2 separate regions of the Mus musculus genome follow, and region 2 is linked to region 1. The links are chromatin loops, found by intact Hi-C in ENCODE. Cell type or tissue: heart. All regions are shown on one strand.

Region 1 (4,000 bases):
TTGCCACAGAGGTGGACAGTTGCTGAGTTGTATGGGAGTCTTGAACGTTAGTGGAGAGGGAGTATGAATGCCAGAGTATTGTGGCTCTTGGGAACTGAGCGGACATCAAGAATCAGAAACATGTGGAATTGGCTCAGATGGTGACAGTCACTAAGAGAAGCAGGTCAGAAAGGGAACAGGGTGGTTTGTATGCTTATTTCTAGCTTTTTGTTTCAAGAGCATTGGAGATTCACACTCTGTCCTCATTCTCTTTGTTCTGTATTACACAGTGAGTTTTCTATTTAAAATAATTTCACGAAGGTAAAAGGGAATTTTTAAAAAAAGGATAAACATAAAGGCAGCCATTAGACTCCTGGCTTTCAGTTCCCCCCACTATGAAAATGCGGTTTGGGTAGCCTGACCTCTTGGGACCTCAGTCTCTAACTGTATGAAGCCAGTTGAGAATATCTTCCCTTTGTGGCTGCACAGAGCATTGGAGGTAATATACACAAAGTGGAGTTCAGAAATTAGGTCTGTTATTACATATCTTAAAAATCCAAGCAGAGGGACCTGGGTGCTCTAACTTCACAGATAATGATCTGAACTGAACCACAACATCAATAAACACTGCCTGGTACCCAGATGGCTTAGACAGATGAGACATCTCCCTGAAAGTGACAGCTGTCAGATGGGGAGTGGGGGCAACCTGTCTCCTGGAGGTTACATCTCTCTGACATGGAAGGAAGATTTCTGAACTTGGAGAACTCAGGGTTTTCCACAATTCACAGAAAGGGCGCAGAAAGATCAGTTTCTTTTTTATGAGTCTATCACTCTCAGAGCATTTGATCATGTTAAACAATATTCATCATGTTCTACTGAATCGTCTTTCACATACCCAAACACACACACACACACACACACACACACACACACACACACACACTTTCTGTAAGGCCCAACCATTGATTTGGTCTGGAGACAACCCTGACCTTGGCTTTCTTATCTGATCTGATGAGGAAGAGGATGGCTCTCAGGCAAAAGCCAGACTGTTCATCAGGTGACTCACACTCTTTTTTCTTTTTTCTTTTTTCTTTTTTTTTTCGAGACAGGGTTTCTCTGTGTAGCCCTGGCTGTCCTGGAACTCACTTTGTAGACCAGGCTGGCCTCGAACTCAGAAATCCGACTGCCTCTGCCTCCCGAGTGCTGGGATTAAAGGCGTGGGCCACCACGCCCGGCGACTCACACTCTTGTTACACTCATGAGTCCCTTATATAGTTCAGTCAATACCTGTCCCGCAGACACCATGCTTGGTGAGTGTTTTCTAACCTCCCTTCTCACTCCCAGTATATGGAAAAGCAGGAGGCAGCAGGGAGAAGAAGCCCTTACTCAGCGTTGGCTGAGCTACAGACAAAACATTTCCTTAACGACTCCTTTCTCAAACTCTGTCCACTTTCTTAGGGAGCCCTCCTTTGGAGTCATTTACCTAGGGCACAGGAGTCCCTATCGTTCTCATCTTAAATATCATAGATAAACCAACGCTACTGTCTCCCAGCCTACCTTTCCTCGGGCTACCGACTAGATCCCGAGTAAAAATACAAAGCACTCTGAAGGCACGTTCCAAAGCACGAAGGGTCTGCTCAGTGTGCGCTGGAAGACAAGAGTAGCTGGGCAGGGAGTACAGACAGAAAGTAGGGTGCAGCAGCCAGAAGTTCCCCCTCAACCTTAACTATCTGCTGTGTGACAGTCGACAGAAAGCATCAGCACCGCTAGAGGGCTCACTTCTCCAGCCCAGTCTGTCTCTTCAGGAGGTTTGAATGCCTGCCACTGGGAGCTCTCTGGTCGTCCTCCATTTAGGGGCGCTGTCTTATTGATAAAAGAACCACTTGCCTCCCGAGAACGCTTCAACTGTCAATATTGCTGTTTAATTCAAGGGGCACAGAAGAATTCAAGGCACAATTAATTCTAGTTTCATTTTGTTTCTAAAAATAAAACTGTTAAAAAAAATCAAGGGGAAGCTTTTCTATCTGAGGAGTGGAGGCGAAGCCATAAAACCATGTAAGGAGGATGGCAGTTAGGGTAAGAAGTACGGAGCCATGTCTGTGCTCCTTGATCTTGTTACTACATATAGAGGTCTCTTCCTGGGAGCAGAAGGGTTTGGCGAGAAAAGCACAAATGACCTCATCCCACAGCAAGGCTCTACCCCTAAAGGTTCTGCGATCATCCCAAACAGCGCCCCATGCTGGGGACCAAGTGTTCAAACATAGGTGCCTATGGACTGACATCCACATTCAAACCACAACAAGCACCTTTCCCTACCTGCCCTGTGCTGCAGCCCACAGGGAGGAGGCTTTGTAATTCCCAGAGTATTCGCTGAAGGAGTCACAAGTTCCCAGAACGTCTTGTATTCCATTTTTCCTGGAGACACTAGATCCCCAGATAATTGCTGCATTATGGTCTTATTTCAGGGAGAGTGACTGGGGAGAGATTTGGCAAGCATGGGACTACCCCTCATACAAGATGGGCAACATACTCCATCCTGGAAGAGTTTGGCGTTAACTTTCCCAGTGTAGGTCTCTGGTCTGAACCCTTGTATTGGGTTGATTAACAACTGCTGGCCGCTTCTTTGGCCCTGTGCCTACATGAAAGGCAAAACCACATCCAAGTACCTCGGAGTCTGAGATAGGAGTCTCCCAGGAGCCCCATATCCCAAGAATTAAGGTGGAAAAAGGCTGGGAGGTGAATTTGGGAGAAGTGGTTTGGGAGTATTCAGGAGGTAAAAGTAGAGAGGGAAGACGCCAGTCACCTGAAGTCATTTTAGACAATAAATTAGGATTCCTTTTTTAAGTTGTGTACATGGAATTCTCCTTCATGACCTCCCAGAGAAGCTTGTAAACAAATTATTTTTACTCATTTTTGGCTGTTGCGCTGATGTTTCTTTTATGACACCAGAGCAACAAGAGCTAAGAATATCCCCAATTTACTCTTAAGGGATTAAAAAGAATAAAATCTCTAGGGCTGCCTTTCCCATGGGCTCTTCTGCCTTGGAGTCTTTGAATAAGTTTTGGAACACATTTGGCAAGGCCTTTCAGGGAGAGAGAATCATAAGCAATTCTGAGAAAGGTTCTTTTAGAAATGGAAAATCTGTGAGAGTACAAAATTCTACAACTGTCTCCGTGACCCCACATGACCTCCTTGGACACTGGACTAGTTCCGGATGACTGTGGAAATTTCCATGGCAAAGCCTTGTCTAGAAAAACATCACCGAACTCTGAGGAATGCTTAGGGGTGCAATGTCATCCCAAAGAAAACTTATCTGACCTTTCTTAAAGTTATGCATGTGAAAGGTTTCTTAGCTTGTGGTTTGGTACCAGATTCCAAATATGATCAAGATGAATCCCTGACTATTTGCACTGACGAGTAGTTACTCAAGAATTGCTAAATTAATTGGTTTTGTTTCAGTGAAATTAGCTATAGAGGAGTTATTCTTAAAAGGTTTTATTTATTATTTTAATGTATTTAATGTGCGTATCTGTGCCTGTGTGAGTGCATGCACACTTGTGTGCATAGAAGCACATGCCTGAGTGTTATTAATGTCCATAAGATATTCCGGTGTGCCATTCTGCCTATTCCTTTGAGGCAGAGTCTCTCCCTGAACCTGAGGCTCAGACTCTCTCAGCTAGTCTGGAAGCTAGACTATTCGAGCTGTCTTCCTGTTCCTGTCTGCACTTCCCCTCCGGGCTAGTGTTCCAGGCTTTTGCAGGAAGCCCCCATCTTCTGCAGGGGCCCTGGAATCCAAAATCTGGTCCTTGTGATTGTGGGGCCAAGAGCAACAGCGGATCTGTCTTTCCAGACCCCAAACATGCAGGCTTTATTTTACTAATCACTATTGTGGGGGTGGTCATTGGGGTGTGTGTGTGTGTGATGTAAGAAAGACCTTATAGGGAAGCTATATGAATAGGTCTGATGCAACTTGATGAGTTTTGACAACTGTGCGCAAGAATATGAAGAACACTCGGTTGTT
Region 2 (4,000 bases), 61 kb before region 1:
TAAATAAATAAAAATCCCTCACAGGTGTGGCCAGCCATTGGGTTTTAGTAGATTCCAGATGTAGCTAACCAAGAGTAACCATCACAAGTCTAAAAGTCTACCTCTGTTAGCTTGATCCACACCACAATCATATCTTATACTCAGGACTTAATGATGTTTTACCGAATCATTTATACCCTTCCGTGTGTAGCTATGCCATCTCTGATAGTTCACATTTCCCATCCGTATTACCAAGATACCATTGGCCAGGGACTGTTAAAAACAAACTAACCAGAGTAACTAAAGCAAACAGCGCAGCAGATTTCTCTACTGTTCTGAAAGACTTGTAGAATGACCTACTAGAGGGAACTCTTCCCTGTTGGAAAGATGTGTGAAAAATTTATGCGGGGGACAGGTGGTGGGGGGGAGGAGGTACATAATAACAAATCAGGGGGTCAACAAGAACCCATATGGTAGGAGAAAAATGACGCCTGTAGGAAATCACACATGTGATTTCCACGTGTGGCTTGTCCTCGGAACTCTTAATCTCCTGCCTGCACCTTCCAAGCACTGGAATTCCAGACATATTGCCACCCTGGGCTCCATTACTCATATTTACTAAAATTTGTTATCTCGAAATGTTTACAGCTCAGCCCAGTATAAATGTGTCCCCATGATTTAAAAGAGCCACCTGTTGCAGAGAGACAGGCCTCACCTATTCCCAGAACAAGCAGAATTATAACAAGAACTTATGTCAATGGTCCCCCCTTCCTGACTTCTCAAAGGAAGGTCTGACTGATCACCCTTCTAAGTCCCTCTTCATCCTCTGTCACAGCCTTAAACTGCAGAATACTCTACAGCGCTTCTCTGCTCTTGCTTTCCCTCTTCCTCATAGGTGCAGCCTTTCCACTTGTAATAAAACTCCTCTTCCAGGTCTTTCCAGCTTGTAATCTGGTTCTTCGGATCAATCCAGGCCTGGGTTTTCCAACGAGCTTCTTAGAGATCTAACCCCTGGAGAAGCACCTTACTGAGCTTGCAGCACTCATTCAGAGCACAACTGGTCCAAGCAGAAGAAGCTCGAAAGCTAGCGGAGGGACATGAACGCTAAAACTCCCCTTAGCGCAGGCCTGAGCATGCCGGGGGTTACAACAGACACTCTCTGTCCCGGTGAGACAACGGCCTCAACCTTCACTTCAGGTGCTCTGGAAGGAAACAAGTTTTGGGGTTTGTGTTTTGGCTTCTCCATTCCTGAGGCCCGACGCAGTCTGGGTTACTGCGGTCTTGCGACCCAACAACTTGGTCTGGGCATGGGCCATGAAGAGGAGAAAGGTACTTTCTTCACTGTCAAGAGGATCGGGACTGGTGAAGGGGGGATCTAGGTGGCCCGGTGGAACGTGGCAGGCTGAAGGAGCCCAACGTGGAGGGCTGGGAACCCCCCGGGCAGCTCGGGGTGCCCCGCCCGCATCCCCGCGCCCCTCACGGCGCGGCCTAGAGCCGCGGCCTCGCGTCCAGCGCATCCGTGAAGGCGCGCACACCCGAGTCTACGTTCCGGATCAGACCGCCTGCCAGGGCCGCCGCGGCGCCACTCACCCGGCCTTCCGAGACGATTGTGCCCATGGGCCACGGCGGCGGCAGCGCGGAGCCCGGCCGCCCTGCGCGGAAGCCCGCCCACCGCCGGAGTCCGCCGCAGCGCCGAGCCTCCACGGAGTCCGCAAAGGGATGCACCGCGCGGGGTAAGAGAGCGGAGGCTGCCGGGAGTCCACGTCTGCGCCTGCGTGTGACTCGCGGAAGCAAAGCTGCACTCTCCGGCTCGCACTGCACCCTGCTGACGGGAGGACTACATTGCATCTCCTCTCTGCCGGCCAAGAGATGGCGCCATTGGCACAAGGTTTCGAGATTCATGTGCCTTCTGACCTTGGAGTAGGAGCCGAATCCCCTACTAGGCTCCAGGTATTCACTCCCAACTATTCCCTTATATACTAAATGGTGGAAATAAATTTGCAGGCGAGATGTTGCAGAATCTAATAGCATTAAAAACACACACTGAGCTAGGTCTTCAGAGAAAGAATGTAAACACTATAAACCTTGCTCGCTTGGAATAAAAATGCAGCAAATGGCAAAAGAAAGGTCAGAGAAACCAGGGCTTTGTGTAAATATGTTTTCCCCATATTTTTGGTTGCATGTAAAAATTATTTCAAGCTATAGCTGGACAGTTGTGACCCATGCCTTTAATCTCAGCCCTTGAGAGGCAGAGACAGAGATTTCTGAGTTCAAAGCCTGCCTGGTCTATATAGTGAGTTCCAGGACAGCCAGGACTACACAGAAACCCTATTTTGAAAAACAGCAACAATAACAACAACCCCCCCCCCCCCCCGCAAAGGGTGGTGGTGGTGGTGAATTCAAGCTGAAAAATGTATCAGTCAGGGTTCTCTATAGTCAGAGGACCTATAGACTGTCTATATATATTAAATGAATTTATTGCAATGATTTACACTCTGCAGTCCAACTAACCTGACAATGGGCAGCTGTGAATGGGAAACCCAAGAATCTAGTAGTTGCTCTGTCCCACGAAGTAGGTTGTTTCATCTGGTCTTCTGTCTAAGCTACAATCTGAAGAAATCGGTTCCAACAGAGATGCTGTCAAGTAAGTGCAAGAAGGTGACGAGGAGTGAGTCAATCTTCTTTCTCCCAATGTCTTTATGTCCTCAAGTTCCACACCTGGATCCGGAACTTGCTTTGTCCCAGGCTGGCCTTGAACTCAGAGAACTGCTTGCCTCAGTGTCCTGGGATTAAAGTTGTGCACTACCTTGCCTGGGCTGTCTCATGATCTCCATGTCAAGATCTGGGTCAGCAGCCTGTGTCTTCCAGCCTCAAGATCCTGTGTGCCCTCCATTTCTGGATTGTAGTTCATTCCAGATGTAGTCGAGTTGAAAACCAGGAATAGCCATCATAAAACTGTGGAGGTGGACCTTACACAAGTGAACACACCAACATTATAATCTGATTTACAAGAAAGTGTTCAAATAATTCTGAAAGTGCCAGGCGTGGTGGCACACGCCTTTAATCCCAGCACTCGGGAGGCAGAGGCAGGGGGATTTCTGAGTTCGAGGCCAGCCTGGTCTACAGAGTGAGTTCCAGGACAGCCAGAGCTATACAGAGAAACCCTGTCTCGAAAAGCCAAATAAATAAATAAATAATAAAAATTTAAAAAATTTTAAAAATTCTGAAAGCTTGAAAATGCAAGCCTGGAATAAAGTACCAGCTTGTGGCAGATAAACATAAAGAAATCAGATAGCAACACCATGTGTGGGTTGATTAAAAGTTTGACATGACATTTTATAATACAATTCCTGTTGAAAAAAAAATAAAATCTGTACATCAAAAAAATACAATCTTGTTATTCATAGTAAACACTATAGGAAATAATAAATAGGGAAAAGGAATTAACACACACACACACACACACACACACACACACACACACATGTAATAGTTGAGATTTTGTTTTTGTGGGGCAGAAGAGAACAGTTAAGAGCACCAGCTGCTCTTCCAAAGGACCTGGGGCTCTTTATAACCTACTTAGCACCCACATGACAGCTCACAAACATCTGTAACTATAGTCCCAGGGGATCTCATGGCCTCTGTGAGTGACAGTCACAGGTGGTACATAGACTTATATGCAGACCAAACACCTGCACTCAAAAAATATATTAAAAAAAAAAAGAAAATTGAAGCTTTAAAAAAAAAATCAATTTTGTAGGTTTACTATTATAGGCCTTCTTTTGGCTTTTTGGTTTGTTTGTTTTGTTTTTTTATTGTTTTTCTGTGGGGTGTTGTTTGGTTGGTTTGGGCTTGGTTTGGTTTGGTTTTTTGAGACAGGGTTTCTCTGTGTAGTCCTGGCCATCTTGGAACTCATTCTGTAGACCAGGGTGGCCTTAAACTCAGAGATCTGACTGCCTCTGCCTCTTGAGTGCTGGGATAAAGGAATGTGCCTGGCTTTTTTTTTTTTTTTTTTTTTTTC

What was found. Hi-C counts contacts between places; a loop is a spot of excess contacts. Peaks named below come from ENCODE experiments on the same cell type or tissue, not always from the same donor. Only the 100,000 strongest peaks of a DNase experiment are listed, where the experiment ranks them.
Region 2: it touches region 1 in a loop (5-fold over the local background); 13 of 42 quality-filtered maps call a loop at or near these places.

What each region holds. Positions count from the first base shown.
Region 1 is chr2:11,662,399-11,666,398 of GRCm38, forward strand. The region is part of intron 1 of Il2ra (interleukin 2 receptor, alpha chain); the gene reads left to right. Among named protein-coding and RNA genes, the nearest start is that of Il2ra, 22 kb to the left of the region's middle. In heart, a CTCF peak has its summit at 1,767; DNase peaks (open chromatin) are centred at 1,773 and 3,143; H3K4me3 peaks cover 798 bases.
Region 2 is chr2:11,601,516-11,605,515 of GRCm38, forward strand. Rbm17 (RNA binding motif protein 17) reads right to left here and starts at 1,684. Exons shown (of 12, transcript NM_152824.1): 1 at 1,570-1,684. In heart, a CTCF peak has its summit at 1,816 (motif pointing right); a DNase peak (open chromatin) is centred at 1,766; H3K4me3 peaks cover 1,819 bases; H3K27ac peaks cover 1,475 bases.